5 separate regions of the Mus musculus genome follow, and regions 1, 2, 4 and 5 are each linked to region 3. A link is a loop called in an ENCODE intact Hi-C map of the cell type or tissue named here. Cell type or tissue: heart. All regions are shown on one strand. Region 1 overlaps Cd46 (CD46 antigen, complement regulatory protein). Region 2 holds the start of Cd46 (CD46 antigen, complement regulatory protein). Region 3 holds the start of Gm16897 (predicted gene, 16897). Region 4 holds the start of Cr1l (complement component (3b/4b) receptor 1-like). Region 5 overlaps Cr1l (complement component (3b/4b) receptor 1-like).

Region 1 (5,000 bases), 64 kb after region 3:
CTAATTTCAGTTGTATTTGTAGCAGAGGGAGTTCTACTTTCCACTGATAGTTTATTTCAACCCTTCAGTAGGCGGTGAAAAAGTTCTATAAAACTGTTCAGAGATTTGCCAGCATTGGGGGTGGTGGAGGGGCAGGGTTCATGATTGGGGAACTTTCAGGAAGAAAGCAGGTGGCCCCTTCCATAGGAGTTGCATAGCTAACTATGAACTACCTGCAGTACAATTATTTCAAGCCAGTAGGTTTTAATAACTAATGGCAAATCAGCTGCTCAGGAAGCTTCTTCTAAGCCTTCATCCCAGTTGCCTTACCCCAGATGGCTGCCTTGCCCATTTTGCTGGAAGTGGGAGGCTGTTGGAGAATTTGCTGGAAAGACTTCCCAGCGACTATGATGCATCCTGCAGCTGCAAAGCTATTTCAAGCCTTTGATTGAAGAATCCATGTTCTAAGTCACATCTAAGGATGTGCTGGTAGGAATAGCTAAGTCCCTCAGCTGTATTTTTTAATTTACCCCACTAAAGTAGGAGACTGCAGCTCCTCTAAGTATGACAGATTGGGTCTGTGGTATTAACTACACATTAAGTCTTTAAAAAAAAAAAAAACATAGCTACTCTGTCCAAAGCTCCCAATTAATTTGTACTGAAAATTTGATTGAAACTCCCCCAGGCCATGATTCTGGCTCTTTAATGAGTTAAGTGCTAGAAAGTTGAATTTAATATCAAAGCACAAAAACAATGATTTAAAATTTATTTCCATTTAGAAAAATCATAATATTCTCATTGAATACTTAAACTTTGCCATATCCTGATGTCCTGAGAAGCAAATTGAAACCAGAACACCTCTCAGTTATTTTTTATCTGGATGCTTATAGCCCTTTACATAAAATTGTCACTCTGGGATAATTTTTCATAATTGGCTAGTAATGTAGGTTTTTTTTTAACAGCACCCTCCTGAATCAGATTTATAAAACCATGCTGTCAACCCAGGTATAAAGACTTTTGTTAAAGCATTAGTTTTTTAAAATTAAGCCTTACCAGACTTTTTAGAAGTGAATACAGTGTATTTTTGTTAACTGGGGGAAGAAAGATCTGCAACCAGTTTAGTAGATCAAATGAATTAAGTTTAGTCCCTAGCATCTTTAAGAAGTTGGTCTAGGCCTTCTGTTTGGAAGCTGGCATATAGTCTCAGGAATAGATAGCACATTGATATTAACATACTTTTAAGGGAAGCCGGAGATAAATCTGTGTTTGATCTGGGGCACATTCTACCTCAGTACCACATTACTGTGGCTTTGGTCACCAAAAGAGTGATCCTCAGGTTCAGGTCCCATTCCTGCAAGCAAATACTATTTTAGCTGGCTTTAGAATGGGGCTCAGATGAGTCTATTGTAGAGCCAAGGCTGAGAGCCACTTCTCTATTTCTGAAAAGACCATACTATTTTGGTCATAGTTATGTGCTGCCAGTTAATATGTTAGTGCATAAATTTCAAGTCAGTACTGTAACAAATTAGTACAAATGTGATATCTTAACACACACAACATTCTTAACAGGTCTGAATAGCAGAAATATAACATTTTCACTGGATTAGAATCAAGGTACTATCAGACACAAACGCTTCAGAAATATGAAGGAAAAGTAGTTGTCTTGCTTCTTTCTGTAAACAGGCTGTGTTCTTTGCCTTGCTCTTTCCCTCAAGCTTCAAAGGCCAGCAGGATCTCATTTTGCCGATGTGGCCACAATGTCTTCTCTAATCAGTCATCACATTTTAACAAAATCACAATGTGGTTAACCTGCACATCAGTTTGAGAAGTATATTGATTGCTATGGGAGCCTACAGAAGGAATTCTTCATGGTTGAAGCTCACCTCGAGTACAGATTTAATTTTTTTTTGAGTAGGCATTGCAGGTGGAGGTAGGTAATCAGATTAATTTTTTCCAAGCACCATACTTAATATGTTCAACTAAGCATTAGATACGCCCTAAATTCCCAATGAACTCCAAACACTAGAGTTCCTGTTTATAGTGGTTCAGCATTGCAATGTACAACAGTTTTCAGAGCTATTCCTCACATTGGTCTTAATACCTGTACTCAGGTTTTACTGGGTTTTGTCCAGTCATGTCGGGAATCAAGGTGGATAGTTTTTCAGCATTGTCTGTGTGGCAATATGTTCACCTGCTGTATGTAAACAAGCAAGAAGGGAAATTATGCATTCACTTGTTCCACCAAGTATTATATATCCCCCATATTTAAGAAGTGAGGAACAAAAAAATTAATTACTACCTTCACAAAAGCAGAAGAGAGCTACTGTTCTACCTGATCTAAAATAAAATTAATGACAATGTCACAGTGAAGAGGCAGAAGACTGTCAGATACTTAAACAGTCCACAGGAGGGCAGCAGTGCTATGATCTCAAAGGCTGACAGCTCATTTTAGGGTAATCTCAGGATGAGCCTAGAGAGCCTAAGCATACTGATGCATAAGGAAGAATAGTTGTGTATTGGATTCATTCAATTCTGTTCTTAAATAGGCAAATTATTAAACTATGAAAAATCCAGTCTTGGTTAAAATGTTAGCTCTCTGGTAGAATTGCTTATTTCCCTTAAACCTTAAAATTAGGATGAATATTCAGGTTCTTTTTGCCCCTGAGTCTTTCTAGCATAATTCAGACAATTTACTGTTGGTTACTGTAAAAGTCCTTTCTGTATATTTTATGCCAATTAAAAATATGCTAGAGTCTCATGTTAATTTTCTAAAAATGCTTAGTCAATGCAATTTTCATTCTGTGTTTATATTGTTCATAAACATTACTATATCATATTTTAAAACTACAATTTATCATTGCTTATTTTGACAGACATCAATACTTTTAAGCAAACAGTTAATAATCTGTTAATGACTGTTTTCTTCCCAGTGCTAAGGAATGAATTCAGGGTCTTGTACATGCTGAGCAAGCTTTCTGCTGAGCTTCATCCCCAACCCATGAACAACTTTAAGTTCAAGTCTTTGAAAATTTGGTTTTTAATAGGTAGAATTAAACTCTGATTTTCTTTAAGCTGTTATCCTCTTTATATGGAGAGTTGACTGTCACATTTTTATTTTCACATAAAAATCATCATGTCCTATTAGTTACACAGGTTTTACTTTGTTTTTTGAGACCTATGAATACGTTCAAGTGATATGAAAATTACATCTCCTATTAGGCACATGTATACAGACTCTTAAATGTGGCTAACTTAAGGCTAACCAATAAAGATAAAGAACCTGAGGAGTTAGAGCTTCACAGGACTGGTAGGACATGCATTGGCGTTAGAGGTACATGGATTTAGAGAGAATATTAAGCATTTCAGGTGACAGACTGAGTGTGGAAGGCACAGATGTGGTTAATTCACAGCCATTATGTGCAGTGAAAGTGTGAGGCATGGGGATAAGAGCTCCAACTGGACAGGGTTTGGTGTCTGCTTGGAAATGTGACCTTCTTCCTGCAAATACCATGTCACAGGCAGAACATTCTGCTTAGTACACAGGCACTCATGGTTGGATACTGAGAACCCTTGGTGAGCTGCAGGGGCTGAAATGTGAGGTTATAGTAGAGAGGTTAGATACAGATTGTATTTATAAACACAGATTTGATTTACACTAGAAACACACACATTACCACAAATGAAGCTCCTGCAAATATATAATTTTGCGTTTGCCAGACTTGAAGATCCAGTTTTCAAAAATGGAACAGTAATGACTTCCACACATGAGATTTTCATCTTGCTGCAGATACATTTCTGTAGTTAAAAGAACATTTCAAGTTCAAATATGCCTTTTTCTCTGCCATGTGGACAATTTTTTAAAAAGCACTTTTCCTCATATTTATATAACTGACAAAGTATTTGATAAAAATAAAATGTATATTTATACAGACATGTGTCAAATATAAATAGTAATTTGAAGGTTAAATTTGAAGCAGATCAAGCTATAAAGGTAAATTTATTTTCAAAATAAAATATTTGATTGAAAATATTTTAAATTAAGTTTTAAAACAGTAAAGCCATTTCTTGTCTTTAAACAATTAGTAGTTCTTTGTCTTAACTTATCTTTGGCCTCTTTTTTAAATGCTATGATTTTTAAGTATAGCACCGTGTATAGGTACAACTGCTACCTTTTTCTTTTTTTAAGAATGTGAAAATGAGTACAGATTTCAATTTTTCTTAATCAAATTCCTAGGTGGTTTTTTTGTTTTGTTTGTTTTTCTGTCCAAGAGTTATCTTCCTGAAGTATCCACTTGGAGGGTAAAAGGCTTGGAGTTTCACTCAGAGTGACTGTAGGTGTTTATACTCAAAGCAGGGTTCACCCTCGCTCAGTTTCAGTTCGGACTCACAATCTTCTCAAGGGGATGTCTCCTTGGCCCCTCTATGCTACTAAACATAAAAGTGAAAATACACCTCAGAAAAGGCAATTCATCAGGAATGACGGTTTCTTCTCTCAGCAGTAGTTCCTCAGAGCCTGAGTGGGCTGGGGCCTGGTGGAGGTCAAGCTCTGTTCTACCTGAGTATGACCTGCCTCCAGAGCTCCTTCAGTGCAGCTGACAACAGGAGTGCCACTTACAAGGGGGAAGGAGCAGGTATTAGGGGAGACAGGAGAGAGACCTAAGGAGTTACTGAGTAAAGGTGAGTTCCAGGCTTATCAACTGAAATTTCAGGATTCTCACTCACTCAAGTATGTAACATTAACTCTAAAATCACATGCCACCCAGCAGCTAAGCACATTTGGCAGTGCTGTTCAGTGTTTACCTCTCAGCTACTCTATTCAAAACAATGTAAAAACTCAAAGAACAACATTTTGTAAGAAAAACAGGTTTATATAATTTTAATACTGGAGAAAAGCTATATAGTAAATCTCTTATGTTGGAAATCAACTTTATGACAAATCAAGTATTTTTAAGACATCTTGACTTTGAACTGAGTATAGTATCTGTGCATACATTCTTCTTCTTCTTGTTTTTGTTTTTGTT
Region 2 (5,000 bases), 120 kb after region 3:
TTGGCCAAATATATTTAACATTCTGGTACTTGAGTTTTGTAAGAGCAACAACACTAAGACAAAACAAACAAACAAACAAAAAAAAAACCATTTGGAGTCACTAGTGTGAAAAAAAGAAAAGATCTCTTGCCTTCCTATTCAGAGAGGTAGAGAACAGAAAAGCCAGTTTTATAGGTGTGATGCAAGTTGAGAGATGGGTTAAGTTGGGTTATGTCTACTAAGGGTAGTCAGAAGAGGTCTCCCTGGGGGGGGGGGGTGACATTCCAACTAAGTTTGAAGAGAAAATAGTCAAATATGTAATATCAGGAGAAGGTTCTATATATAAGAAAAACAGTAAAAAAAAAAAAACAAAACAAACAAACAAAAAAAAACCAGTGGTTTAAAGTGTCAGAGTTGGGATTGTTGTTTGTCCTGTCCCTCAGTCATTTTAAAATCCAGTCAGAGAAGCATGTTCCTTTACTCCAGAGCATGGTTCTATTCCTTCATGTTAAGCTTTGGTTATTATTAGCAAATATTTATAGATCATATACTATGTATTGCCACTAGGGATCTATCAGCACAATAAAGTGCCTGCTTACATTCCTATACATATATGTGTGTGAACAATCAGTGGAAGAGGCTCACAAAACCAAGACAGGCTTGTCACTGTCTCCCAACATCTCCATCCTCCGGACCAGCACAGAGTCTGGAACATAGAAGGCAAAAGTTGCTGGATGGATACTGATAAGAAAAAATATAGAAATACAGACTATATGAACAAGATTATGTATATATGTCACAAACACAGAGTGTTGCAAAACAGAAGAAAACAGAAGTATTGTTCTTTGTGTAAATTTTATAAAGTAACTAACCATGTATAGTATTTATTCCATGTAATGAAACACCATCCAAATGTGGTGGGATAAAGCTTGAGTTTTAGTTCATGAGCTAAGGTGAAAACCAGAGTGCTACTTATACTTCTTGTCTCAGGAGTGATGTCTAGATTGTCCTTTTTCTACTATGACTTTATCTGTAAAGGAAGATAAGATCTCAGAGCCATTTGGTAATAGAATCAGACACTGTCTGCTTTGGCTAGGAATGGACACTAATTCCAAGCAGGGAGTAGGAGTGTAAGGAATATGATTAAACACACTGTATATGTGTGTGTGTGGGGGGGGGGGGAATCTAATGAAATTGAAAAGCCAAACAAAATAGCCACTTTTTTTTTTTTTTCGAGACAGGGTTTCTTTGTATAGCCCTGGCTGTCCTAGAACTCACTTTGTAGACCAGGCTGACCTCGAACTCAGAAATTCACCTGCCTCTGCCTAAATTAAAGGCATGCGCCACCATGCCCAGCAAAATAGCCACTTATAAACCAAGCCCATACATACTGCCTCGGGCAACAAGGAAATTTGACTTAAAGGGGGAGGCCAAGTGTGACTTTCCCTCCCTTCTAAACCCAGAGTTGCTTGCCCACAGCATAAGCCGTGCAATCTGCTACTGACACAGTGGGGCTCTAAGTGAACATCTACCCCTCCCTCCACTCAGGCTGCCCACCCCTTAACTACTGCCTACTAAGGAAATCTGCACTTTCGGGGTGAGGACTGAATGATCTCCATAGTCACAGCAAAACTCACACATTTACACAACCCTAAGAGGGCTCTACCAGGAACTCCTGAACTCCTCCCAGCTTCCCTGCGACACAGCCTCTCTCCTGGATCGTACCAGATAAATGAGACAGCAGAAACAGAAGGGCCTCAGCATAGACGCCCAAGGAGCACCAGAAGAAAGTGTAGCTCTTCCTTCTGCGACAGGGGTGCGTTGAGTCTGGCATAAGAGGCGCCGCCGTCATGTTACCAGACTGAAAGGGAAACTGGGCGCCAGGAAGCCAGAGAGCAAGTTTTAAGATAGGTGAACAGACGCAACAATCCTGAAACTAAAGTGTGCTGAGCGACACAACAGGTGGGCGTGGCCAGGCCGCTCCTGGCAGGCTGGTGACTGGTAGCGCTAGCTAGGCCAATCGGCTGGCAGTAAGGTGGGGCCTCAGTTCAAGCGGCTGGGCCATGAGGTTGCGCTCCCGCCAGGAATTTTGGGCTTCTCAACTATTTTCCATTGTCCCACTTTGCTGTGCTCCTTCCTTACCTAGCTGCGTTACTCCCAAGTCCTCTGCAGCTTTGCTGCACTCCTCAGCTTGGATGGCACAAGCCTTGTCCTCAGTTGCATGTCAGGGTTGTGCTCCTCTCAGGGCTGTTTTCTTAAAGATGCAGCTCAGTATTCCCTCTTCAGCGGCTCTATAGCTGTTCTAAGGTGTGCTTACCAGCTGGGGCGTACCTTGGCTTACATATACAAAGAGACCGCTTTATTCCAGAAGGCTGGAAAGACTTGTTGGCCCTGTGATCATTGCTCTGAACTTGAACTTGAAGAATAAAAGTGCGGGAACCTATAAAATAGACCTAAAGCACTATCAGGAGGCTGCCTCAGACTTGTATTTGGCATTAGTCACAGCTGATTAGGACAAGTACTTATATTTTCCTCATTTGAATTCTCTTACAGCCTCATCTCACAATCCTCAACTCTCAAAGGTTTTCCCATTGGATTCTCAGCTTCTAAAGTCACACCCCCACCCTCCACATGGTTGCTGTAAATTATTGCACAGAACACTTCTCTGTGGCAAGCATTGCAAGCACACCCCTGAAGTTGAGCTATTATGTTTTAGCCCTGGTTAGGAATGCTTTCAGTGACAGTGTTGACTGTGAACATCCCAGGATCCTGACAAATGTCAAACCTTTGGATGAAGGAGAGGATTCAAATTTGGTGTTTTTTCCAGTTCATGGGAAATATCTTGTTAAACTGTCAAAGAGAAGCAAGGGGGAGTGCGGGGGTGTGGACCAAAATAGGACTCAATCTCCTGTATGCTTTTTGAAGGGTGGTAAGACAGTGGGATGAAAGGGCATTTAAGTGGTAGAGAAATCAGGGTTAGGGCTTTTTGTGTGTCTCGGGAATTATGTTTACATTGTTTTCAGAGGGTGGGTGCAGTGGTTTGAATAGGAATGGCCCCTATAGACTTATGTGTTTGATATTTGGTCCATAGGGAGTGGGACTATTAGGAGATATGGCTTTGTTGGAGTAGGTGTGACTTTGTTGGAGGAAGTGTGTCACTAGTGGATGGGCCTTAAGGTCTCAGAAGCTCAAACCAGTTCTCTGCCTGTTGCCTGTGGATTCAGATGTAGAACTCCCAGCTCCTTCCACAGCACCATGTCTGCCTGCATGCCACCATGCTTCCTGCCATGATGATAATGAACTAAACCTCTGAAAAGGTAAGACAGCTCCAACTCTTTTTCTTTATAAGAGTTGTGTTGGTCATGGTATTTCCTCACAGTAATAAAACCTTAATTAAGACTGGGATAACAGCTACAGGCCAGCCAACCTTTCTGCATAGTGGATCAGGATCTAACTTCATCTCCAGGAATTCAGGTAAACAAAACAAAACAAAAAACAAAACCAAGTACAGAAACAAGGACGGTTTTCACAAGGACACTTACTTTATCCATTTTTGGTTTTACATCTGTCTTTGTGTTTTTGTACTCATAGTATGTTGTGAATGTACATGTCCATTTGGGTGTGTGCACCTGTGCATGCACGTAAGTGTGCATGCATGAGTGTGCATGTGGTTGTAGAGGCCAGGGGTTAACACATGTTGTCTTCCTTGGTCAATCTCTGTCTTAGTTAGGGTTTTATTGCTGTTAAGAGATATCATGACCATGACAACTCTTATAAAGGAAAATACTTAACTGGAGTTGGCTTACAGTTCAGACATTTAGTCCATTATCATCATGATGGGAAGCATATGATATGCAGGGAAAAGGAGCTAACAGTTCTGCATCTGGATCCTCAGGCAAAAGAGACTGTGAGTCACTAAGCCTGGCTTAAACTAAGACCTCAAAGCCCACCCTTGTGACTCACTTCTTTTAATAAAGCCACAACTACTCCAACAAGGCCATACCTCCTAATAGTGCCACTTCCTATGCGTTTATGGGGGCCATTTTAATTTAAACTACCACACTCTCCAACTTATTTATTTATTATTACTTTAGGTTCAGGCAGACTGAACATAAAGTTTATTGAGCCAGCAAACCCCAGGAATCTTCCTGTCTCTGCTTTTCCATCTCTTGGCTTTCAGTCATTTTTGGACTTTTTATGTGGGTTCTAGGAATCTGAATGCAAGTCCTCATGCTTATGCAAGAGACATGTAAAGGGTAAATATACTATATTACAAACTTTCAAGAATCCTCTAATATCTTTTTGTGCTAAAGTTCCATTTTTTGTGTGTGTGGTGGTGGTGGTGGTTAGTGGACTTTGCATAGGACTTTTTCTTCCCCTAACTTTCATAATCTAAAATCAAGTTGATAGCTAGCTCATCCTTATGGTGTCTGTCTTAGGGTTTCTATTGCCAGGGCAGAATACTATGATCAAGAAGCAAGTTGGGGAGGGAAGGGTTTATTTGGCTTACACTTCTACATCACTATCAAAGGAAGTCAGGACCAAAACTCAAGCAGTGCAGGAACCTGGAAACAGCAGCTGATGCAGAGGCCATGGAGGAACACTGCTTATTGGCTTGTTCCTCATGGCTTGCTCAGCCTGCTTTCCTATAGAACCCAGCATTATCTGCCTGGAGGTGGCCCCAAAAGAATAGCTGACCCCCAACACCCACATCAATATCTAATTATGAAAATGCCCTAAAGGCATGCTTACAACCCAATCTTATTGAGGTATTTTCTCAATTGAGGCTCCCTCATCTCCAGGGACTCTATCTTATGTCAAACTGACATAAAACTAACCAGGGCAGTGTCAAACCAATTATTATATAACACACCTTTAAAGAAGCTATTAAAACACAGAAACAAGCAAAAATGATGTGCATACCTTTTGTTCAATATCCAGAAAGATTCTGACATTTATTGAGATCATGAGCATAGCTCAAAATATTACTATATACATATAATATACAGGAACACTTGTTT
Region 3 (5,000 bases):
GGTGGCTGGGAAGTTTGCCTCTGGTGAAGGTCAACCTCTATTTTTACAGTTGTTTATCTTGTCTTCTTGGTGCTTTTTTTCAAGTGGCAGAATGCAGTAAGAATGAGGAAGTTCCCAGGTGCATTCTTTTATTTATTTATTTATTTTTAGATATGTAACCTAGGTTGTTCAGAAACTCATGATGTTCCTGCTGTGACTCTAAAGTACTGAGATTGCATTTGTGTGCAGCTTGTACCCTGCAAATGCCCCTTCTTTAAAGACATCGATTCCATTCACAGGAGCTTCACTTTTATGGCCTAACTACATCCCAAAGGTTTTAACTCCAAATACTGTTACATTGGCCCTCTAGATTTGAAAATAATTTTTAAGAGGACACACATACAAGCCACAGCAGATGTGGGTTTGGGTCTGAGCCTGGTGAGGCTGAAAGCAGGAAGTGTAGGTGGGCTGGAGACAAATATGGAAATTCAGAAAAGAAATAATGGTCCTGATGAGGAGAATAGAGAGGAAGAGGACCTCTGAGATTTGATTTTAAAAGAAGAGTATAGATATGATGTACTGTAGAGTTGCTTCCTTACTGAAACATGTTCTCCTGGAGGCAATCTTCTTAAGATTCAGGAAGCAAACTAAATTTACAAGGGTTCAAAGTCTCAAGAAGCTCCTGAAATTTACAAGCTACAGGTCCCTCCCTAAGGTTATATAAGCAGTAATAACAATAGCTGGGGAGAGAAGATGTCTGTAAATAGGGCAGGAAGTTCCACAGTTGCAGATTTGATGAGTTGTCACTCATGGTGAGAGTGGGCTTTTCAGGTGATGCAGCTACCTTCAGTCATCCATGTTCCTAGAAGGCACCCCAATACATTCACTGGTTCACTGAGCTAAACTTGAGTAGAACTGTTTTGTTGGCTGTCATAGGTTGGTTTGTATATATCTCCCAGGGAAAATCATAGAACATGATGATCAACTTGTAGGAAGTGAAAAATACCTGATGGCATTGTGGTTTCTTCTATCAAGTGCAATGATGGGTAGGGGATGGCGCTCCTTATTGGACTCATGGACACTAGTGGTAGAACATTTGATGCTTTACAGATGCATTCTGCATGAACTCGTATCCTAGCTCCCTCTAACAAACAATGAATCGAGGCTGCTTCTGTCCAGAAGAGAAGGAAATGAGATTAACTTCACCACCTTGAGGACTTTGTTTTCCAGCCACGGGAGAATATATATTGGTGTTGGAGCAACCAGAGTATAGTTTCCTCTGGGTATCTCCCTGGGCTTTTTATTCCCCTGAACTCCTTCACTTGGAATATTTAAAACTGTGGAAAAATAAAGTAACCATGTAAATTACCTTAGTTGCAGAAGGAAAACACTGATTTTTGTTTGTTTGTTTGGTTGGTTTGGTTTTTTGAGACAGGGTTTCTCTGTATAGCCCTGGCTGTCCTGGAACTCACTCTGTAGACCAGGCTGGCCTCGAACTCGGAAATCCACCAGCCTCTGCCTCCCGAGTGCTGGGATTAAAGGCGTTCGACACCCGGCTCCAAAACACTGATCTTAAAAGACTTTACAATCAACTGCAGAAATAGCAACAGGTGCATGTATATCTAACAGTGGTTAAATAGCAGAATGAATGCGATGCTGGAAAATCATAAAGGAGCAAGAGGCTCATGTGTTAGCCTTTAAAGAGGGGGTGGAGACCCTTTATCTTCCTCTAGTCCTTTCCATCTTATTTTTCAAGACAGAATCTTTCACTAAATCTTGAGTTCAGGTTTCTGCTAAACTGGCCAGCAACCAGCCCGCTCCACTCCCCATCATTGGGATTACAAAAAGGTTTGGTTGGTTGGTTGGTTGGTTGGTTGGTTGGTTGGTTTTGTTTTTAGTCAGAAACATAGGCCCGGAGACTGTTGAAGATGTCCCAAAAGGACAGCAAGGTGGCAGATTCAGAAACTGCCAACTGGTTTGCCTGACATGGACACCTACAGAGGTCTGAAGTTGGTGGTTATGGTAATCTGAGAAGTTTCAAAATGCCCCGAATACAAATCTCTGCTTCTGTGTGGGTGTGCATTTTTCTGGAAAGAGAGAGGGTTGACAGCTCTTCTCCAATTATCTAAAGGGTCTAAGTCAGAGAACTCTCAAGAAAACATCTCCTGAGCAAGAACTTACAGGTTGACAGAAGCATAATCTGGGAATCTCACCACACAGGCCCTTGGTTCCCTGAGCTCGACCCACATCTCTTACCCTTTACTTTATAAGAGGCGTGGCGAGAGAGAAACTTTGGAAGAACAGGGCAGAGGAACCAGGACCAGTGAGGATCTGGACAGCTCTGAAGAAGCACTCAGGCTAAGGCGGGCCTGTTTGCGGTGAAACTGAAGTTGGCTAGGTCCTCTGCCGCAGTTCAGACAGAAGGGCGGCGGCGACCGCGTTCCCAGAAGTCTCAACGCCGAACTTGGCCGCAGGGTGGCGCGGCGCGGACGCGGAGCGTGGGAAGAGCGGGCGGAGCTCTCGAAGCGGAGTCCGCAGTGTTGCGCCTCCGCGGGTCGCCGCGCATTGGGGCCGCGATTGCTGTGCAGCGTCGGAAGCCGGCGGCCTCAGGTAGGAGCTGCGGCACGGGATAAGCCCGGTCGGCCGCGCATGACCTCTCCTTGCCGGATCCGGCCGCGCCTACCCCTCCACTGCTGCCTCACAGGCGGGCGGGCGCGGATCGCGGCCTGGGCGGCGCAGGCCTGAGGGGCCGCAGACCGGGGCGCAAGAACCTGAACGGTGCCCCGTGACTCGGCTTCCCAGTAGGCGGCGAGCGTGGTACTGCAACAGGGGTGCGGCGACTTGGAGAAGCTTCGTGGAAGGGAAGCAGAGACAGGTGGTTGAGGGGCAAGGACCGGCGCAGTGCATTCGAGACGTAGAAGCTTGCTCCTTCTAGCTCTTCAGAGGATCGGAGGTGCGTGAGGAAAGGCGTAGCTTGGGACACGCAGGTGCAGCCAGAGGGGATGCCACCGGGCAGGTTCTCTGCGGTCCCACACCCTCCCATTAATAACGTGGGTGTGGTAGTGGTGATGGGAGACTTGAATGGAGCTCTGAACTGGCCATCAGGGCCCCTGACCCGCCTGCGTAGCCACTAGCCACAAACGCCTGCGCCGCCAAGTTGGGGGAGGAGCAAGCCCTCGGGGTAGCTGCTCTGGCAACCTAGGCAGCAGCAGAGATGGAGCAGCATAGGTCGGAGTTGTTGACAGCTCTACGTGCTACAGTTAAAGTTCCTAGGTGGTGGGTTAGCTTTCCTTTAGGAAAAATGGGGCTATGGGGAAACAGGGTGAATTTACTCTGGACCCTTTCCTAGTTAGCATTTGCCAAATATGGTCCACTTCCCCCGCCCTGCTCCCCTCCCCCTTTTAGCGTAATTTGTTTTTTAGAGACAGCAAATGGCAGAGCAGAGGACAGCTGTCACAGCCAAACCTGTTGCTGCTGCATCATTTGTTGTGTCAGGATAGAGGGGTCTCTAGACCTTACCCCTCCCTTTCCCAGACTCCTGGATGCCCTCCTGCCAGGTCGTATAGAGTCTGCTGTTAGCCAGGTGGTGTTGGTGTTGTGGCCTCCATCTGCCACCCAAAAGGGGAAGAAGAATGCAAGAGCCAGGGAAGTCTTTCTGTCTTCTGGGGTGGAAGGAGCAGGTATAGACAGGGCTGAGGCAGTAAGAGCCTGGGTTTCTTTGGCACTGGTGGCAAGAGGATTGTATGCCAGCCCCTTGGGCTGGTTTCCACTCCTGGCCTGTCAGTGGCATTGGATAACTGCATTGGTGCTAATGGTGCCACCATGTTATGCAACACTTATATAATCTCCCATGGTGATAGCTCTGTCTCTGTTCTGAGGTCACACTGATAGGGTGCCCATCTCCATGTAGGAGAAAGGATCTGTGGAAGTTTTTGGATAGAGCTATTCTCCCAGCTCATCCCCAGACAGGCTCCTTCTGATCCTGGAACAGGAGGGTTTGACCAAGCAGGTTCTCAGTGTACCCCAGGAGTCTAGTAGTAAGAAAGGTGCTGACTGGGCAGTCTTCTCCATTTCATCCTGCCTAGTGAGTTGTTTGGTTAAGTGGATGCCATTCTCCCCGGCATGGCAGGTGGATATGGTGGAATGACTCCAAGATGTGGAACATATCCATACATTGTGCTTGATAATAAGGATTAGTTCTGACCTTGAGGTTTTGAGCAGCAGACTAGAACAGTGATGCTGGCATTACAAGGCATTTGAAGCAGGCCTAGGGGACAAGAGGTAGCCAGGGAAGGGTGTACAGGGAAGTGGATCAGACAGCAAAGATAAACATGGTGTTCTTTTACTGTACTCTCCACTGGGCTGTCCCTGGTTACCAGGGCAACAGAAGCAGTGGTGAAAATCATGCTTTCCTTTCAGTGGAAAAATCTGGCTCCTCCTCCTCCTGCTCTTTCAAGTGCTGCCAACCTTACCCATTGGGAGGATGGTGTCCCTAGGGATCAAAGACTCCAGCGTCCCCCCTTTATGCCCTTCATTGTCCATTTTTTATAATATCCCCCTTTCCTGTGTCCTCTTGCTTCCCTAAAGCTCTACAGTTGGCAGCTGTGTGGGAGTTGAATACACGGGGGGGGGGGGGGGGGGTAGGATGGGGGAGGGGAGGGCATGGACGTCATCACAGGGCAGGGCTAGCCAGGCGTGGGCAGAGATATGATGCAGCAATGACAGGAACATGGAGAGGGTCAGGAATTGATCAGCTCCTTGAGAGGTTGTTTTCAGGATGGTAGACAGGTGGAAAGGGGAAAGTGAGATGGCAGAGGGCCTCTGGGTTCAGGTTTGTGAGAAGTAGCAACTTGCCTCATAATTAAAGCCAGGGTTCATTCATTGAGCAATTATTTTGCACCCCTAAATTAGGTGAGGTTCTGGAATCTTGGAAGCCACAGAGGTAGCAGTGAGCCTTGACCTTGAAGAGGTTTGTATGCACGGGCGGAGGACGACTTTATGGATTAAGATTCTGCATTATT
Region 4 (5,000 bases), 160 kb after region 3:
CTGTAGAACAATTATATTGTTTAAATATGTCTAGCATATTTAAAGTCTTAAGTTCAATCTGTAGCACAAACACAACAAAACACAACACAAACAAAAACCAAATAAGGAAGTAATAGATTAGATGTCTTTCCTGAGATTTGACTAGAAAGTAGTACTGCTATTCCAGAACTCTTGAATGAAGAGATGTTGTTGCCAACTCACCCTTGATTACAAGTATAATTAATACGGGATCCAAACTGAATGCCTGTGTGTACATGTACCAAGCCATTCTCAGGATCTGAAGGAGTTTTACATTGTTTTCCTATGAAAAAGAAACAGAATTTTGGAACCAAGTACAGTAAACTGAACTTTCTGTAGTTTATGAATTTCTAACCTGATTATAACTTACTGTAGAATATATATATTTGTAATACTTCAAAGTTTTTGCCACTTTGGGGAAATTCATCAGACACTAGCTTCCAAAAGAACTCTCATCCAAGTTTTTTCTTATTTTCACACAGTGGCTCCCTAAAACATGAAGCATTCTTCTAAGTATTCTAATTTATTGGCCTTAAAGTCTGAACATTTTTCATCTCTTAGTTATTAAATACACTTTGTTTCAGAATCATTACTTAATGACACTTGTGCAAAGTTAGACACCCTAAGTGAAATATTCTGATGATATTTTCTCTTAAGCATGCCCTGTGACAATCATTCTTATTAAATTTATTAACAATTGAGAAGACAGAATCACAGTTAAAAAGACTTGACTGACAAGAATGATGATCCACATGTACTATATACCTTAGATAAGATTACTAATAATGAGTCATAATCTAAAATCCAGACAAACTGAGGCCGACTCTACTATTTGGCACAAAGGAGCCTCTTCTGCAGTTACTCACGTATACACTTATCTTCAGCACTCGTCCAGGTTGAGTCTTGTTTGCAGGTGATAGAGAACTGCCTCTTGATATATCCTGGGAGACATTCATACAACAAATATGTTCCAATGGGAAACATGGATTCATCAGTTAGATTTATAGGTTTGGCAGAAGGAAGCTGTGATGGGGCTGGGCAGTGACCTGTTGAATGAGACACAGCAACATTACATTGGATAAAAGAACTTGCATCATCCCTCATACTCTCAGTTCTCCAGCTAGCTACAATGGACCATGCATGATCCTCCTCTCTGGCACTCAGGAATGGATCAGTACTATGGTCAACGGGGAAAAAATAATATAATTTAAAAAATGAAACTGCATTTCATTTTGTTAATGTACTTTCCAATACATATTTTGATTTAACTTCTAGACTCAGTTATTTTCTTTTAAGTCTTAGCAGCATTAATTATGTGGCAGAGAGAGTCAAATAATATGTAACCAATAACTATATGTTGGAAAAAAATCATTTTCATTTAACTTTGGAAATACAATAAAAAACAAACAATGCAAAAGACTTCAAGGAAGTCTTTCTCTTAGAAAGTTCTGATTAAGGAGAAAGGAAAGGGAAATTAGAACTTTCATGGTGGGTAAAATGGGCACTCTATTTTGTTCTTAACCATCAGTAAAATTTAATATGTAAATTCTACAGTCTTTTCTACTTGCAAATATTTCATTGCACCTTGAGGCTTGCTAGCTTTTCAAATCTTACCTTGGAGTGGGAGTGGAAGGACCTTCCTTAAAGTGGAAGCTCAAGGGAGTTAATGAGGATTTGGGGTGGGAGATAAAGTACACAGTCTCACTGTGTGAAAACTGTATCCCTGGGCCTGTTTGTCTAGGCCTTCGGAGAAAGTGCATAGGGAATGTCTCAAGATAGAAATAAATTAAGGAGCTGAAATTGGGTTAGATATTTGATGGCACCTATTAAATACCAATACCACGAAAGACATCAATATCTCCATTTCACAGATAAGGAAACACAAAAATATTAACTTTCCTCATAACCAAATTCTAGGATTAGAAATTGCATCTCTCAATATTCCTGCAACCCCCTGCTCCCCACACCGTTTCTCTCACTACATTCAGCACAGAAAAGCACAGCGTACAGCTAATAAAGACAAGCAGCTGGGAGACCACGCGTTCCTGCCGGCTGCGTACGACCCAAGATCTGGGTAGAGGGCGCCCCACGCTCACCCATGGGAAAGGGGCGCTGAGCACTCACAGGCAGCCCAGACCAGCGTTGGAGTCTGCGCAGAGCCTATTTACCGCGGGTTCCCGGTGAACCGTGTGTCCGTGCTTCCCCAGGCCTCCCCGCAGCTCACCCAAAGTAAATGGCAGCAAGAACAGCAGCAAAACTTCTAGCTTGACTCCTCCCCGGCCGAAGGCTACAAGGAGCCACACCGGATCCAGAGGCTCTGAACTCCGAGAAGAGACCTCCATTCCCCTCACACCGTTCTCAAACAACGTTTTACGGCAAATGGTGTAGAAAGCAGTCCCACCCAGAAATGGCGCTGGGTTCCGGAATAAAACTTCCTCTAGCTGGGCTAGGCGCGGTCTTGTTTACTCCAAGCCCCTGGGATTTCTGTGGAATTACCCTTGGGAGATTGATTCAGCAATGCAGAAACTGGTTCAATACCTAGTAGGTCAGCTCCAGGAAGTTTTCCACTTGCAGGAACCTTCGACTCCAAAGAAAACAAGGCATTATGGGAACTCGGTTTGCATATAGCCCGGCCTTACTCCTTTTAAAAATCTGCAAGGGTGGAGCCTAACCCTAATCTGCAACAGTGAGCTGACAGTTGCATACCCTGTCTAGTATACAGTAAGAACCTATTTCCTTATGATGAATTCGGATGTAACGTGCCGCTGGAAACAAAAAATGAAAGGTAAAAACCATAGCTCTCATCTTAAAAGGATTAGGAGTTTATTCTGAAGCCATTTTGAGTGATCATGACCCTGGAACAATGATATGGTCACCCCAAATTTCATGGAAGCAGTTTCATAAAGTTTTTGTGGTTTTACAGAGCAGAGAAAGTCACAAATTAAGGCAAGTTTAAAATATATTGTTGGGTACATACAAGAAGCAGGTAGTGGAAGCTTTTCTATAGGCTCAGGATGACTCTAATGGCACTCGGCTTTTGTATTGGTAGAAGCTAGTTGCCTGATAAGTCAGTAGATTCTAAAAGGTTGTTTGTGGTTTTGTTTGTTTGTTTGTTTGTTTGTTTTGTATCTATTGTATCATGATGTTAGTTCTGACTTAGCCCAAGATAAGGTAATTATTGGTCTCTGGACCAGCAAAATTGCAATCTCTCCAGAGTACTGAAATTCTAATCAGCCAATAGTCTTTGCAGAAACAGTTAACTTTCAGGAATTTCCTTTCACAGTCAGACGCAGTTTCTTTCCGGAAGTTTTTGTTCACAACCATGTCAGTGCTATTCAGCCTAGACCAGGATAGTGCAGTAATGAATCAGGGAGCGAAGCCAGGCCTTGCCATCATCCAAGTGAGATTTGATGGCAGATGAACAATTAATAAGTTTTCAGAAATGGAATAAACAGGATTTGCACTGAATTTTAATTCCTTTCTTAATACTAATGAGAGAGAGAGAGAGAGAGAGAGAGAGAGAGAGCCCTACTCAGAGATTGGTGGTAGTGCTTCTAGAAATAACAAATATAAAGAGCCAAGTTTGGGGAATAGAATTAAGAACTCAAATATTCCAAGAGAGAAATAGGACATGCGAACAAACATGTCCACATTCTGTTTTCAGAACCTGTGATAGGTACTTTATACGGCAGGAAAAGAAATGGCTAATTAAATTAAATCAAGAACATTTAAGTGGGGAGGTAATCCTGTCTGCCAAAGTGGGCTTAATAACCCTAAGGAACCTTACAGGAACATAGTCCTAAATCAGAGAGGAAGAACAATGAGGGCAGAGATCAAAGTTGCTGCCTCCAGAGAGCAAATGATAGCAGCCTCTAAAATGTGGAACAAATAAGCAGATTCTTCCCCGAAGCTTTCATATGGAACCAGTCCTGCTAGCACTTTGGATTTAGAATTTAAGTTATTCTCGAAAAAGTATGGAAGAAGTTATATTGCAGGTAAGTATACTTTCTTGCACCATATGCTATCAGAATACACTGCTATCCCCACATTGTTTGGAGGTTACATTTTAGCATCCACTTTCTTCCCTGAGTCCTTGATGGGTTTAGCTCCTGGCTGATATTTACTTCCAACAATGCTCCTCTTCTCTCACTCCTCATTGGCTTCAAAGATTACAGAAACTTTTTTCCACATGCTTGGCTTCACCGTTCCTTAAATTATCTTTGCCTATGATCTTGTCCTCCACTCTACTATGCCACCAAGGCTCATGAGAATATCCTAGAACTGTCATTATAACTGTGTCCTCTCCATGAGCTTAACTATCCCTCTTAACCACAAGTCCTACCCTTCTGGTTCACTCCCAGTGTCCTGATTCTCAAAATCTCCATTTCACAGTGTCTGCAAACCCATAGACCTGCCACAACTGGTCTCTTGCTAGATTAAGTTTGTGCTCCATCCTTACAGTCACCATTTTATATACACCTTCACTTACAGTACTTATTGGACAGAACAACAAAAATTTCAATTCTCTATTATTTTGCCTCCATTGCTCTAACGCTGAGTGTGGCTAGTGAAAAACGAAGAATTAGTGACAACTGGTCTTACTGTAAGGGACTGTACTGACTGGTTTTGTGTGTCAACTTGACACAGGCTGGAGTTATCACAGAGAAAGGAGCTTCAGTTGGGGAAGTGCCTCCATGAGATCCAGCTGTGAGGCATTTTCTCAATTAGTGATCAAGGGGGAAGGCCCCTTGAGGGTGGGACCATCTCTGGACTCATAGTCTTGGGTTCTATAAGAGAGCAGGCTGAGCAAGCCAGGGGAAGCAAGCCAGTAAGTAACATCCCTCCATGGCCTCTGCATCAGCTCCTGCTTCCTGACCTGCTTGAGTTCCAGTCCTGACAACCTTTAGTGATTAACAGCAATGTGGAAAGTGTAAGCTGAATAAACCCTTTCATCCTGAACTTACTTATTGGTCATGATGTTT
Region 5 (5,000 bases), 130 kb after region 3:
TTGCTATGTATTGTGGTCCCCAAGGCCTGGATGCCCCCAGAGATGAGATAATCTGCATGTATACACAGTGATGATATGTAAGTTTGCTCCTATATTTAAAACTATTGGTTGAATAAAGATGCCTACAGCCTATATAGCTAGGCAGAAAAAAAGGTAGGGGATAGGGGACACGGGTTTGGGGGGGTGGGGTTGAAGGGGCCCACAAGAGGGAAGAGAAGATGGAGAGAGGAAAAGATGACATGGAATAGGTGAAACATGAAAACATAGCCAGTTGGAGTTAAGAGCTGCCCAAGTGGAATATGGCAAATTAGAACTCAGGGTTATGGATAGGGAAGTAGAAAATAATAGCTTAAAGGGTAGATATCTGCCCAGCTCTAGTGCTTTAAAGGCTTATTATAAACATAAATGTTGTGTGTCTTTTATCTGGGAACTGGATGATCAAAGGTGGGGTAGAAACTCCCAATTGAGATTAAAGATTTAATACAACAAACTGCAGGTTTTATGTTAGAAAAAAATTGAGTTGCCTGTATTTATATCTCTATTGACTATAAAATGCCTTTCCTGTACCTACTATTTTTCTACTGAGGCCCTTTTCAACTGTCCATTGTTGAACTGTGTATTGGCAGAAAATGCCAAGTTTCAAGTGACGCATATTATTATCAGAAAGGAGAGGGACATAGAAGAAGTTTATTAAACAATGTGATGCTCTTCCCTCCACTTATTAGGAGAGCTGCACACTCCTTTTCAGAGCATGAGCTGTGATTATTTCTAGTGTTTGTGAAATAACCTTAGAAATGTATTGTTGGGGGTGTGTTTGTTCACATAGGATCTCAGATAACCCAGGCTGACCTCAAACTCCTTATATAACTGAAAATGACAGATCTGTACTGGCTGCGCTATTATTTCTGAGACGCCCCAAGACGCTAGGGACAGGGTATGTTAGGATTCCTAGGAAGCCAGTGAGCAAATGAACATCTCTGTGTGATACAGAAATATAGAGCTGTGAATTTGTGAGAGGCCCAAGGGCTGAAGTGAGGTGCCTGAGCAAAGCAATATAACTGAGCAATCTTCAGGACACCTACTGAATAAAGCAAGGAAAGGATAGAAATTCAGGGCTTAAGGGAACTACCCAGTTTTTGTTGTCACTCATAGTTCTTTGATATAAAGTAGAATTTGTCAACATTACTTGTGATCAAAGAGTACAATAATGCTGTGTCAGATTACAGTACAAAGCTATTGTTATGTGAAACTATCAAAATTGGAGTAATCTTATTTGCTAGTCAAAACTGCCAAAAAACAGGGCAAATTTGTAAGTATCTAGGACTTGGTGGGCCATGATGCTTCTGGGCCTGTTTCACTAATCCCTTGCTGCCCGAGAGAGAATGACTGAGTGAAGATGTGCAAATAAAATGGCTCATGCAACAAGATTGGAGTTGGATCTTTGGAACTGTTACTTGGTTTATAATTCAGTGATTCACAATATTCAGTTAAATAATCATAATTCATTCAGTGTAGGATTAGTTCTCTTTCAACCCCAAACCTTTGGCCAATAGTTGCCATATAAGGGTTTGTGGTGAGGATGCACAGAAGAGGTGATTGATGAGTTAGGGATGGATATAGCTGCAGTAAAAGAAAGACAGAAAAAGAGTGAAGTTAGGTGGCAGTGAAGCATGCCATTAATCCCAGCACTTGGGAAGCAGAAACAGGTGGATCTCTGAGCCTAAGGTCAGCCTGGTCTCCATAGTAAGTTGCAGGATAGCCAGTGCTACACAGCAAAACCCTGCTTTGAAAAATGGAGAAAGAGAGAAACAAGAGAGACAGAGACAGGCAGACAGAGAGACAGAGTCAGAGTCATAGGAAGCCAAGTGAGTACAGAAATTGGGAAAGAGGTAGAGAGAGTCACCGAGGACCCTTAAGAGATCCCTCATCAGTATGTGTGTGTACCCTTAGAGAGCAGGTACTTGGCTTTCACAGGAAAAAGCAAAACCTACTGTCCCCCAAAGGCTCATGTATACCTTAGCACAGTATTAACAGTTATCAAACAAAAATCATAAAAATGGCAATAACCCAGGAAGCAAACTAAAGTTTCCAGCTCGAGAAGTACTTTCCAACTTCTGTGTGCAGTCTTCTGTTTGAATTGTTTCTGTTTTTTAATCTGTTTTGGGGTGGGATTTTGTTGTTTTGTTTTGTTATGTTATTTAAGATTTATTTATTGTGTATACAGCATTTTGCCTGCATGTATATCTGCAGGCCAGAAAAGGGCACCAGATCTCATTATAGATGGCTATGAGCCATATGGTTGCTAGGAACTGAACTCAGGACCTCTGGAAGAGCAGTCGGTGCTCTTAACCTCTTAGCCATCTCTACTGTCCATTTTTAAATCTGAGTTGATGCAAACATTTTCAATTCAGGATGTGCATATGTACCTGCTGTTCTCCTGACTTGTGAGCAGAGACTGAAGGCGGACACAGCTGTCTTCTTTATAATTTAAATGAATACCCACTTCTTTATACTTTTCATCTGTGGTATTGCTAATTGGTAGTGAGGAAAGGAAAACTGTATGAATCATCTTACAGTTTTAAAAGTAATTAATAACTTTTATTTTGATATTAAGTTATAATTTTACTAAGTTAAAAACTCAGACTAGAAAACACTAAACCCATTGTATCAAGACTCTAGCTTGTTTATATACATGTACCCAAGCCTCACAACAACTTATCTCACTATTTCTGAAGTACTTTTGGTTAGTAAATAGATTTACCACAAATTTTAACAACTTCACATACTAACAGCTTTACATTACAACCTGATATAGCATCATTGTGCTCTGTGATCACTAGTTCTACTTTGTATCAAAGTAATCCTCACTATTAGCACAGTAGCAGCAGGTGTTATAAAGAAACCTCCCTCCCTCTCTACCTTCAGGCTCCACATCTACACATTCACCAAGCTACAAGTCAAAACCACCAAAAAAAGCTGTAACTCTGATGAATATATAAAGGCTTTTCTCTTGCCATTTCCCTAAACCACAGAGTATAACTATATAGTTTAAAATATTTACACAGAATTTTCATTATATTATATTATATTATCACAACTAATCTACAGATAAATAAGACATGTAGGAGGTTCTATAAAAGTACTACCCTCTTTATATGTAAGGTTTCTTGACCATCCAAAGGTTTTTGCTATCAGTGAGACTTCTAGAGCCAAGAGCCTTCAGGTTATGAGGGATGACTACATGTAATAACTTACAGAAAAAGAAAATAGTTGATTACTTTTAAGATCAGTAACTAATGAAAAAAACATTTTCTGGCATTCATTATAAGTATAGGACTGTGTTCAGTAAGATGGGGGCTATTATACAATAGGCAAGGAAGATGACGCTTGATGGCCAGTGTTTTGTCCAAGGATTCATAGCTGGTGACCGACAAGGAACTCAGGTCTGACTATAAGCCCCATGCTTTCACCAGGAATGTTATACCATGATTTCTGGAGTTACTTAGCAAGTACTTTATATAACATAAATAACAAATACTTCCATGCTGGATTATCTGTGAGTTGGTATTAGGGTTAAGAATGGTGAATTAACAATCATTGGTCATTGATGTCTCTCAATATCAATGAACTCCATTCTCCCAATAAAAAGATACTAACAGAATGGATGTGAAACAGGATCCAATCTTTTCCTACATACGACAAATACAGCATCAAAGATAAACATTACTTCTGAGTAAAGGGTTAGAAAAAGATTTTCCAAGAAAATGGACGTCAACAGATACACGAAAATTGAAATAACCCCCTGCATCCTATTAGACTACCATGTCAACAACAGAAACAATAGAAAGCCCACAAACTCATGGAAACTGAACAAGTCTCTACCGAATGACTGATGGGTCAAAATGAAATAAAGAAAGAAACTAAAGACTTCCTCGAATTCAATGAAAATGAATGTACAGCATACCCAAAGTTATGGGATACAATGAAAGTGGAAATAAGAGGAAAGTTCAGAGCACTAAGTACTGCATGAAAAAAATTGGTGAGAAATAAGAGGAAACTCTTATTCCACAAAACTGGAAAATCTAAAAGAAATGGATAATGTTTTCAATAGATACCCCTCACTAAGATTAGATCAAGATCAAGATTAAATGGATCTGTAACCCCTAAAGAAATAGCAGTCATTGAACCTCCCCCTATCCCCCGCAAAAGCCCAGAGCCAGGTGGTCTTAATGTATAATTCTATCAGACTTTCAAAGAAAAGTTAACACCAATCCTTCTCAAATTATTCTACAAAACAGAAAATAGAAAGAACTTTGCTAAATTCATTTTATGAGACCACAGTCACCCTTGATACCCAAAAGACACAAAGATTCACCAAAAAAAGAGAATTACAGACCAATTTCCCCTATGAACATAGATGCAATAATACTCAACAAAATACTTGTAAACTGAATATAAAAACATATTGAAAAGATCATCCACTGTGATCAAATAGGCCTCATCCCAGAGATGCAGGGATAGGTCACCATACGAAAATCCAACAATGTAATCTACCATATAAACAAACTGAAAGGAAAAGAAACCCACATGATTATCTCATTAGATGCTGGAAAAGTCTTTGACAAAATTCAACACCCCTCACATTAAAAGTCTTGGAGAAATCAGGGATACAAGGCACATACCCAAACACAATAAAGGCAATATACCACAAACCAAAAGCCAACATCAAATTAAATGGAGAGGAACTTAAAGCAATTTCACTGAAATCAGGGACAAGACAAGGCTGTCCACTCTTTTCCTATCTCTTCAATATAGTACTTTAAGTCCTAGCTAGAGCAATTATACAACTAAAAGAGATCAAGGGGATACAACTTGGAAGGAGAAGAAGTCTAAGTATCACTATTTACAGATGATATGACACTATACATAAGCAACCCCCACAATTCTACCAGGGAACATCTACAGCTGATACAATGTGGCTTGATACAAGATTAACCAAA

Evidence for each region. Hi-C counts contacts between places; a loop is a spot of excess contacts. Peaks named below come from ENCODE experiments on the same cell type or tissue, not always from the same donor. Only the 100,000 strongest peaks of a DNase experiment are listed, where the experiment ranks them.
Region 1: it touches region 3 in a loop (6-fold over the local background); 11 of 42 quality-filtered maps call a loop at or near these places.
Region 2: it touches region 3 in a loop (2.7-fold over the local background); 6 of 42 quality-filtered maps call a loop at or near these places.
Region 4: a loop joins it to region 3, with 4 times the contacts of the local background. A loop is called at or near these places in 12 of 42 quality-filtered maps.
Region 5: it touches region 3 in a loop (2.6-fold over the local background); 6 of 42 quality-filtered maps call a loop at or near these places.

What each region holds. Positions count from the first base shown.
Region 1 is chr1:195,038,240-195,043,239 of GRCm38, forward strand. It overlaps Cd46 (CD46 antigen, complement regulatory protein), which reads right to left. Exons shown (of 11, transcript NM_010778.4): 11 at 2,999-3,774. The coding sequence ends at 3,753. Among named protein-coding and RNA genes, the nearest start is that of Mir29c, 3.2 kb to the left of the region's middle. In heart, a CTCF peak has its summit at 2,383 (motif pointing right); no DNase peak of the experiment used is centred here.
Region 2 is chr1:195,090,395-195,095,394 of GRCm38, forward strand. Cd46 (CD46 antigen, complement regulatory protein) reads right to left here and starts at 1,854. Exons shown (of 11, transcript NM_010778.4): 1 at 1,705-1,854. The coding sequence starts at 1,831. In heart, no CTCF peak of the experiment used is centred here; a DNase peak (open chromatin) is centred at 1,987; H3K4me3 peaks cover 1,111 bases; H3K27ac peaks cover 1,521 bases.
Region 3 is chr1:194,973,869-194,978,868 of GRCm38, forward strand. It overlaps Gm16897 (predicted gene, 16897), which reads right to left and starts at 3,091. Exons shown (of 5, transcript NR_033564.1): 1 at 2,236-3,091; 2 at 986-1,150. In heart, CTCF peaks have their summits at 2,490 and 2,690; DNase peaks (open chromatin) are centred at 2,413, 2,793, 3,123, 3,833 and 2 weaker places; H3K4me3 peaks cover 1,743 bases; H3K27ac peaks cover 1,582 bases.
Region 4 is chr1:195,128,946-195,133,945 of GRCm38, forward strand. It overlaps Cr1l (complement component (3b/4b) receptor 1-like), which reads right to left and starts at 2,625. Exons shown (of 10, transcript NM_013499.2): 1 at 2,243-2,625; 2 at 885-1,064; 3 at 202-301. The coding sequence starts at 2,360. It overlaps Gm32313 (a long non-coding RNA gene), which reads left to right and starts at 2,499. Exons shown (of 3, transcript XR_865921.3): 1 at 2,499-4,013. In heart, a CTCF peak has its summit at 2,098; a DNase peak (open chromatin) is centred at 2,156; H3K4me3 peaks cover 2,375 bases; H3K27ac peaks cover 1,730 bases.
Region 5 is chr1:195,104,392-195,109,391 of GRCm38, forward strand. Cr1l (complement component (3b/4b) receptor 1-like) reads right to left here. Exons shown (of 10, transcript NM_013499.2): 9 at 2,427-2,531. Among named protein-coding and RNA genes, the nearest start is that of Cd46, 15 kb to the left of the region's middle. In heart, no CTCF peak of the experiment used is centred here; no DNase peak of the experiment used is centred here.